Regions from separate parts of the Homo sapiens genome. Here regions 2 and 3 are each linked to region 1. Evidence: chromatin contacts called from ENCODE Hi-C data. All regions are on one chromosome and are shown on one strand. Each heading gives the region's core, a stretch centred on a gene start or an enhancer-like site at or near the end of the contact. The rest is flanking DNA. Distances are from core to core; before and after follow the strand shown.

Region 1 (2,700 bases), core at 193-2,692:
GAGGCTGATTCTTGTCTTCTTCGTTCAATCTCTCCACTTTTTTGTAAATAGCTGTTCCATACCTTCTCAGGTTGCTCTGTGTACTCTTCAGTTTTGTTAGTCAGGTATTCCAGAAAGAATCTGTTTTCAGCCTGGACAAGTAACTTTTCTCGGTGTAGCTCCCTGGATTCCTCCAGTAGCTGTTTCCGCTGGGTTTGAGCTTGTTTTATATGCTTGTTCAGATCCGTCATTTCCGCCACTATCTTTTCTTTAAGCCTTGTCTCTACCTTTGTTAGCTTCTCTGGCTTGACAAAATTATTTATTAGACTATGATACGGTGGAAGGAGCCTTCTGGGGCCCTCAGCAAACCTGAAAGAACAAACGAGACATTCCTCTGTCAGTTAATGAAACTTTAGGAAGTAAGTGCACAACTGTCCTTCATTCATACAAGAGAATATTTCTGAGCACCAGAATGTTCCAGACATTATGCAAGGTGTGGGGAATCCAGCTAGTGGTAAAGGATGAGGAATGTAGCTCGTCATTTACAACGTGCATTCACTACAACCCTGGGAGGTATTACCTCAGTTTTAAAAAAGGAGAAAACAGGTTCAGAGAGTTTAAGTGACTTGCCCATGACTCACACCACTAGCAAGTGGCAGAGCCTGGGTATTAAAGCCAGATCTTATGACTTACTGAACACTGTTTGCAGCTACAAAGGGTCACAGAAACAGACTGGGTGGTCAGGAGTAGAAATAATTTTCTAGGCTCTTTCATCATCTTTCCTGAGTTTCTGAGGGACCTTCAGTGACTGGAGGGGAGGAAGCTCCCCTCCAGTACCTACTTGCACCTGGAATCCAAGCATTCATCCTGAAGGTCACGGCAACTGTGTAGTTCACTGAGGGTGACTGCCAAGGAATGAGCGCTAGCATCAGGAACCTGCGTCTGCAACTCGCGGGAACAATGTGCAAGTGTGGAAAGCTCCCGTAGTTTATTCGTTCGGTGCTCAAAGGGTCTCGGTGCTGCCCAGCAACCCTGGAGACTGCACCCTGCTCCAGTCCCGGCTGGTCCAGCCCTGAACTGTTTAACCGCCTCGGCTACCGAATAAGCCCGAGCAGCCGGTCCTCCAGTGGCTCCGCTCCCCGTTCTCTGTGGGCTCAAAATGACAGGCATGCTCCTCGTTTTCTTGCTGTGTGAGCCCTGCCCTCGGGACCCCATCTCTTCTGGCCTTCCTCCGGGAGACAAAAGCCCTCCCAGGCTGCAGAGATCAGCGCCCTTTTCCTAGCTCCCTTCAGCCTTCCTCTCGCTTGCTCAGCGCCCCCACTTCCTCGCCACTGTCACTAGTTGACTCATCAGCCCTGCCCGACGCTAAGAAGATGCCCTGGCAACCGCCGCGCCCCTCACCCGCTCCTTTCTGACGCTGTGGTGGTTTTCGTTCGCAGCCCAGAACATTGCGGAAGTTTCTCTACCCATGCGGTGTCTCTATGGTCGGGTGGGTGGGGCCAGGAGGAAGATGGCGGCGTCCGCAGCTGCCGCTGAGCTCCAGGCTTCTGGGGGTCCGCGGCACCCAGTGTGTCTGTTGGTGTTGGGAATGGCGGGATCCGGGAAAACCACTTTTGTACAGGTGACGTACACAGCATGGGTGTAGTAGGGGAGCGCAAAAGGTTGCCTCCGGCAGGCGGAAGGCCAGGAAGAAAGGGAGGGAAGAGGATTTGGAGGGTACCGGCGCATGGCTTTCGGGGGCTTCCCATCAACTTTAGTTCCTTCCCCGGCAAAGCCTCCTCGGGCCCTAGCCAGGTTAATTAAGGCTCTCTTCTGCGCACCTTCAGGGCATACTCGGTCCAGCTTACCACGTTGTACAGGAATTGTCTTGCTGATAAAATTGCGTTTCTCGGAGGCAAGTTACAAGTAACTTTAAAGATTAATACAGTGCTAGCACACAGGTTTTGGTGAAGATTTGCCAAATATTTCTTGCACGCCTGTCATGTTCCATTCACTGGGGATATAGCGAAAATGAGGTTGACAAGATTCATTCGTGGGGCCAAATATTTAATGGAGGAGATAGAGAAAACCCACATACGAAGAATCAAAACAAGTAAACAAGTGACTACGAGTAGGGGAAGCTTTGTTAGATGGGTGATGAAGAAAGGTAGCATTTGAACTGAGAGTTGTATCTTGGAGGTGGACATGGTGGATATTTCAGGTAGAAGAAAATCTAAGTGCAATATTCTTAAGGCATGGGTGTTAAAGGAATGGAAGTTCTCTCTTGTCCCCTCTTTGTCTCCTTCCAACCCTCTCCCCATATCTCTGCAGAGGCTCACAGGACACCTGCATGCCCAAGGCACTCCACCGTATGTGATCAACCTGGATCCAGCAGTACATGAAGTTCCCTTTCCTGCCAATATTGGTGAGTAAACCAGTAACATAACTTGTGTGCAGTGCTTTAAAGAGAATGGAAAAGGCCAGGCGTGGTGGCTCACGGCTGTAATCTCAGCACTTTGGGAGGCCGAGGCAGGTAGATCACGAGGTCAGGAGTTCAAGACCAGCCTGGCCAAGATGGTGAAACTCCATCTCTACTAAAAATACAAAAAATTAGCCAGGCACGGTGGCAGGCACCTGTAATTCCAGCTACTCGGGAGGCTGAGGCAGGAGAGTTGCTTGAACCCGGGTGGCAGAGGTTGCAGTGAGCCAAGATCGTGCCACTGCACTCCAGCCTGGTCAATA
Region 2 (2,700 bases), core at 127-2,626, 410 kb before region 1:
TGGGCTGAGTCCAAAAAGAGAGTCAGCAAAGGGTGGTGGGATTATCATTAGTTCTTACAGGTTTTGGGGTAGGCAGTGGAGTTAGGAGTGCTGTTTTGCGGGCAGGGGATGGATCTTACAAAGTACATTCTCAAGGGTGGGGAGAATTACAAAGAACCTTCTTAAGCGTGGGAGAGATTACAAGGAAACTTCTTAAGGGTAAGGGAGATTACAAAGTATATTGATCAGTTAGGGTGGGGCAGAAACAAATCACAATGGTGGAATGTCATCAGTTAAGGCTATTTTCATTTCTTTTGTGGATCTTCAGTTGCTTCAGACCATCTGGATGTATACGTGCAGGTCACAGGGGATATGATAGCTTAGCTTGGGCTCAGAGGCCTGACATTATTGTTACTGTTTTTATCTGTAATTTTCTTTCTTCTTCCTTTATCCTAGCAATGATTGAGAGAATCTAAGTTGAAACAGATAATTGAGAAATATGCCTAATGAAATGGATAAAGTGATGTTCTCTATTTCTCTCTGGCCTCCAGAAATGTGTCCTGAGAATGGATCTTGTGTACCTGATGGTCCAGGTCTTTTGCAGTGTGTTTGTGCTGATGGTTTCCATGGATACAAGTGTATGCGCCAGGTGAGGAATTAGGCCGTCTAACTAGGGATACAAGGAATGCATAGAGCAAGTCTTCTCAGAAAGGAGAGCCACAAGACCAGGAGCTGATACAAATTTCCTATAGGTGGAAAACTATAGAATTGCCCTAGACAAAGTGATAGGTATATTAGGAAAGAACTAGGTGTTAGGATGTGGCCCTCCGTGTAACGTTGTATGGGGGTGTTTTTTGGTCTGTTGTTCACAGGGCTCGTTCTCACTGCTTATGTTCTTCGGGATTCTGGGAGCCACCACTCTATCCGTCTCCATTCTGCTTTGGGCGACCCAGCGCCGAAAAGCCAAGACTTCATGAACTACATAGGTCTTACCATTGACCTAAGATCAATCTGAACTATCTTAGCCCAGTCAGGGAGCTCTGCTTCCTAGAAAGGCATCTTTCGCCAGTGGATTCGCCTCAAGGTTGAGGCCGCCATTGGAAGATGAAAAATTGCACTCCCTTGGTGTAGACAAATACCAGTTCCCATTGGTGTTGTTGCCTATAATAAACACTTTTTTCTTTTTTTTTCCTCTCTTTCTTTTTAAGGAAAGGCGCCCTGCCTTTACGTGTTTCTTGCTTGGGGTGGGAGGGACTGCTTTAGGGCAGCCGGTTTTTTCAGGTTTCCCCCGGTTTTGCAGTGCGGAGACCACGGGGGCCCACTCCCCGTGGCTCCGCGGACCCCGCCCCTTACGTGCCCGGCCCCGCCCCTCACGCCGCCTGTGTCCGCGCCGCCGCAGTCTCTGCTGCTGCCGCCAAGCGCGCCCGAGGCTCCTACGCTGCCGCGCCCGGCTTCTCTCCAGCGCCCCGCGCCGTTAGCCACGTGGACCGACTCCGGCGCGCCGTCCTCACGTGGTTCCAGTGGAGTTTGCAGTCCTTCCCGCTTCTCCGTACTCGCCCCCGCCTCTGAGCTCCCTTCCCATGGCGGCCCTAGTGTTGGAGGACGGGTCGGTCCTGCGGGGCCAGCCCTTTGGGGCCGCCGTGTCGACTGCCGGGGAAGTGGGTAAGCAAGCCCGGTTAGGCTGCAGACCTTATCCCACTCTGTGATGCGCCTCTCCTCCCAACCTTCCCCGTCCAGACCCCGCCATTTTCCCGCCAGCGTACCCCCTTCCCCCATTCGGTGCCCATGGGCCCCAGCGCCATAAACCCCTCGCGACCAAGGCAGCCTCCACTGGGGCGTGCTCATCGCGCGGGGAGTGTTCCGAAGGGTGCCCTACCGGAGCCCAGCCCTGCTTCTTTCTTGCAGTGTTTCAAACCGGCATGGTCGGCTACCCCGAGGCCCTCACTGATCCCTCCTACAAGGCACAGATCTTAGTGCTCACCTATCCTCTGATCGGCAACTATGGCATCCCCCCAGATGAAATGGATGAGTTCGGTCTCTGCAAGGTAGCCACACCCAGTGCTTTCTCTACATTCCTTTTCAAGTCAGTAATTGTTAACTATTAGTGAAGTAGGAGACGTTGACACCCTGCTGGGCATCCTGCAGAAAACATACCCACTGAAGTAGTAAAGTCAAGGACTAAGATCACTAGTAACTGTAGTTAGGGGTTGTTAAGTGCCTTGGGAGGCACAGAGTGTTGGAGGCCTCAGGAAAAAGCTACCGCCTTTGTTAAGGGCATCAAGGCTCCAGGTATAGCTGAAAGCATTCTGTATGTAGTGAAGGCATGGATCAAGGAAAAGTAAAAGAGGTGTAAGGGAACAGCCTTGTCCAACTTGTTAGGCATGCAGAAGTCAGGAGAAAAAAGCCTGCAGATAAGTTAAATCCGGTGGGCATGGAGGGACCTGAAGCCAAAGCAGAGTCAGCTTAGTTTGGTAAAGGATCCATTGAAGGTTTTTTTTTAGCAGCAGAGTCAGATGGGAGCAGTGCTTTTTAGGACTACATAAATTAGTGGAAAGAGACTGGAAACTAGGGTCACATACTTCTCTGTGACAGTGAGTGCCAGTTTACCTACAAAACCAGTGACATTATCTTCTAGACCTACTGACATGGCCTCGTCTGATTCTCTGCTTTTCAGTTGTGTTCTTACCTCTAGGTGAGAAAACTGAGTTTCTTCCTACAGTG
Region 3 (2,700 bases), core at 145-2,644, 490 kb before region 1:
CCCTGAGTTCTAGCCCCTCGTGCTGGGTTTCCGCTCCACATTTCTTCTCTGCTGGGGCTGCTCCCTTCCTTTGTCGAGGCCCCTGCTCCTTGGAACCTGTAACACAAACACTTGGCCAGGTTCCAGGCTTCTACAGTAAGGAGTACTGGCCCCTCTCTCCATGGCAGGTGCCCATACAACTTCTAGCTTGCTACCAAAACCCTACTTCCAGACCCACTTCTTTAGAGACACCAAGAGTGACCTTACTCGTTCAACCCTTTCCCCAAGGGGGTAGAGAGGGAGCTCCTCACCGGCCTTCTCTGCCTTGTTGCCCTGCTGTTGATGTGCCTGGAAGCGCAGGAGCTGACAGTGGGCATCCTGCCCTGCAGCAAGGATGTCACCAGCCAGTGCCAAGTTCATGGTGGCCCGTGTCTCTGTGTCATGGGAGTGCAGCAAGGAGGCACTCAAGCGCCCATTAATCAGCTCTAGCTGCAGAAAGTGCTGTGGGAGGGGGAACCCGGATGAGCAAGTTCAGGGGTGCCCAGAGAGCACGTTTAGGGAAGAGTCTGATGTCTTACCCCTTTGCTTTCTGCACGTTCTAGTTCACAAGGGTTTCTCGAGTCTTTTTTCTCTCATTTGGGCCTCACAAATCTACACAGTGAGCAGGACTGGGATTATTACCTCTATTTTACAGAACAGGGTGAAGCTCAGGAGAGGGAAGGAACTTAGCCTAAACCCAAATGCACCACTCTCGCCGCTGCTAGAGGGCAGGCAAGACCTCCCGGAAAAGGCCAGTATAAGACCCCTGGAGCTGCTCTGAGGCGGAGCTGAAGCGTTCCTGGCGACTCTGCAGCTGTGTGCAGTTTTCACTTTACCTTAAAAGCCTCTCCTCCGCCCGCTGAGTTCTCGACTGAAATTCGCCCCTGGGCGTCAGGCAAGCGGGTCTTCCCAACAGAAGTGGGCAGGGCCCGAAGCTGGAGTGTGGCCCGCCCCGCGACCCCCCGGCCACCCTGGAATCGCCGCCAGCCCGCAGCAAGACCCAGCCCCAGTGGCCCTGCGCTCTCACCACGCCATTCTTTATGCCTGTCTTGGCGGCGCCTCCTCCGCCCGCAGCGATGAGCAGCCCAGTGCTGGGGTCGACCTGAAGCGCGTACAACGGGAACGGAGCCCGGTACAGCTCTGGCGCCCGGCGCCGGCCCATCCCGCCCGGCGCGCGTTCACTGCCCGCACCGCGGCACCCAGGACATGCCGCGCCGGGCCTTCGACTACTGCCCCGGCGGCTGGTGAACTCGGCCCCGTCGCCGCCGGGAGCACTCCCTACCCCTCTCACACCGGGGAGTTGCCAAAACCCTGACCATCAGCAGGAAGCCGAGCCTCAGCTCGGCTCCGTCCAAGTCGGTCTCGCAGACGCGCACTGCGCATGCGCACCTGTCTCGCGGCTCCCTCCGCGCAGGCGCAGGAGCGCCGACACGCGTCAGCACTAGCCGGCCGCGGGGCCGCGTTTCCCGGGGCGGGGCTTCGGTTCTCCACCCCTGGCGCGGAGGCAGAGTCGCCCAGCACCGACTTCGCCATTTTTGTGCGGGGCGCGGGGCGCGGGCGGAGGAGGTGGAGCCAATGGAGGTTGATGAAGGTCAACCTTTAATAAAGAAATCCGACTCGCGCCTGTAATCCCAGCACTTTGTGAGTCCTAGGCGGGCGGATCAGGAGTTCGAGACCAGCCTGACCAACATGGAGAAACCCCGTCTCTACCAAAAATACAAAGGGCGTGGTGGCGTGCGCCTGTAATCCCAGCTACTCGGGAGCCTGAGGCAGGAGAATCACTTGAACCTGGGAAGTAGAGGTTGCAGTGAGCCGAGATCGCGCCATTGCCATTGCTCTTCAGCCTGGGCAACAAGCAACAAGAGTGAAACTCCGTCTCAAAAAAAAAAAAATCCTCTGCCAGGCACGGTGGTTCATGCCTGTAATCCTCCTGTAATCCCAACACTTTCGGAAAGTCCGAGAGAGGAGGATGGCTTGAGCCCAGGCTTTCGAGACAGCCTGGGCAACATGGGGATCCGTCCCTACGAAATATTTAAAAATTAGCCAAACATCGTGGCACCTGTGGGCCCAGGTGCCCAGGAGGCTCAGGCGGGAGGATCACTTGAGACTGGGAGGTCGAGGCTGCGCTGGACCACCAGTGATGTCACCACTGCACTCCAGCCCCTGGGCAACAGAGCTAGACCCTGTCTCTCACACACATAAAATCCTCAAATAAGGACTGTTCCCATCTGAGGAGTGATATGCCAACTCCTAGGAGCACAGGCCTTTGCATCTTACCTCAGAGAGGAAGTGATTTGCCCGAGGGCACACACCAGAAACCACCGGAGTCTCTTGCTTCTTAACGGAGGCAGCATGAACTTAAAAATAAACCTGACTTCAAATGCTGAATCCATTGCTTCCTCGTATGAGGACACGTCTGTCATCCTTAACGCCTATCGCCCACTTTTGGCAGGGGTGGTGTCTGCCATTCCCTTTCTCAAGGCTTCACACTCCTGGGCTGGTGGCTTGGTGGGTGGCCAGCTGCTTTGCTGGCCTCAGAGGGGGCAGTTTGGCTCCCGGGCAGGTATCTTCTGCGCCTGACACTCCATTCTCCCTCGGGTTTCTGATCTGATGAGGACCTTTGTGCACTCCTGAGAGCGAGCACAAGGGATGTCCTTCCCTGCAAAGAGACGCCCTCTCCTG

Evidence for each region. A loop is a pair of places that touch in the nucleus more often than their neighbours do. Pooled maps may share reads with other maps.
Region 2: a map of heart left ventricle shows a loop between it and region 1 (10-fold over the local background). The contact joins the promoter of CAD here to the promoter of CCDC121 in region 1. A Hi-C loop is called at or near these places in 2 of 168 maps with a recorded cell type or tissue (CD8-positive, alpha-beta T cell and heart left ventricle) and 9 of 50 pooled maps.
Region 3: a pooled map shows a loop between it and region 1 (12-fold over the local background). The contact joins the promoter of PREB here to the promoter of CCDC121 in region 1. A Hi-C loop is called at or near these places in 7 of 50 pooled maps.

What each region holds. Positions count from the first base shown.
Region 1 is chr2:27,627,570-27,630,269 of GRCh38, forward strand. It overlaps CCDC121 (coiled-coil domain containing 121), which reads right to left and starts at 1,443. Exons shown (of 2, transcript NM_024584.5): 1 at 1,381-1,443; 2 at 1-348. The coding sequence starts at 230. It overlaps GPN1 (GPN-loop GTPase 1), which reads left to right and starts at 1,481. Exons shown (of 14, transcript NM_007266.4): 1 at 1,481-1,600; 2 at 2,290-2,383. The coding sequence starts at 1,490. RefSeq lists a silencer at 413-707 and enhancers at 1,156-1,215, 1,276-1,585, 1,626-1,725.
Region 2 is chr2:27,215,993-27,218,692 of GRCh38, forward strand. It overlaps CAD (carbamoyl-phosphate synthetase 2, aspartate transcarbamylase, and dihydroorotase), which reads left to right and starts at 1,377. Exons shown (of 44, transcript NM_004341.5): 1 at 1,377-1,641; 2 at 1,885-2,024. The coding sequence starts at 1,560. ATRAID (all-trans retinoic acid induced differentiation factor) reads left to right here. Exons shown (of 7, transcript NM_001170795.4): 6 at 531-628; 7 at 852-1,165. The coding sequence ends at 956. RefSeq lists a silencer at 1,249-1,478.
Region 3 is chr2:27,133,242-27,135,941 of GRCh38, forward strand. PREB (prolactin regulatory element binding) reads right to left here and starts at 1,395. Exons shown (of 9, transcript NM_013388.6): 1 at 1,046-1,395; 2 at 291-480; 3 at 1-96. The coding sequence starts at 1,180. RefSeq lists a silencer at 1,114-1,213 and enhancers at 1,152-1,808, 1,284-1,333.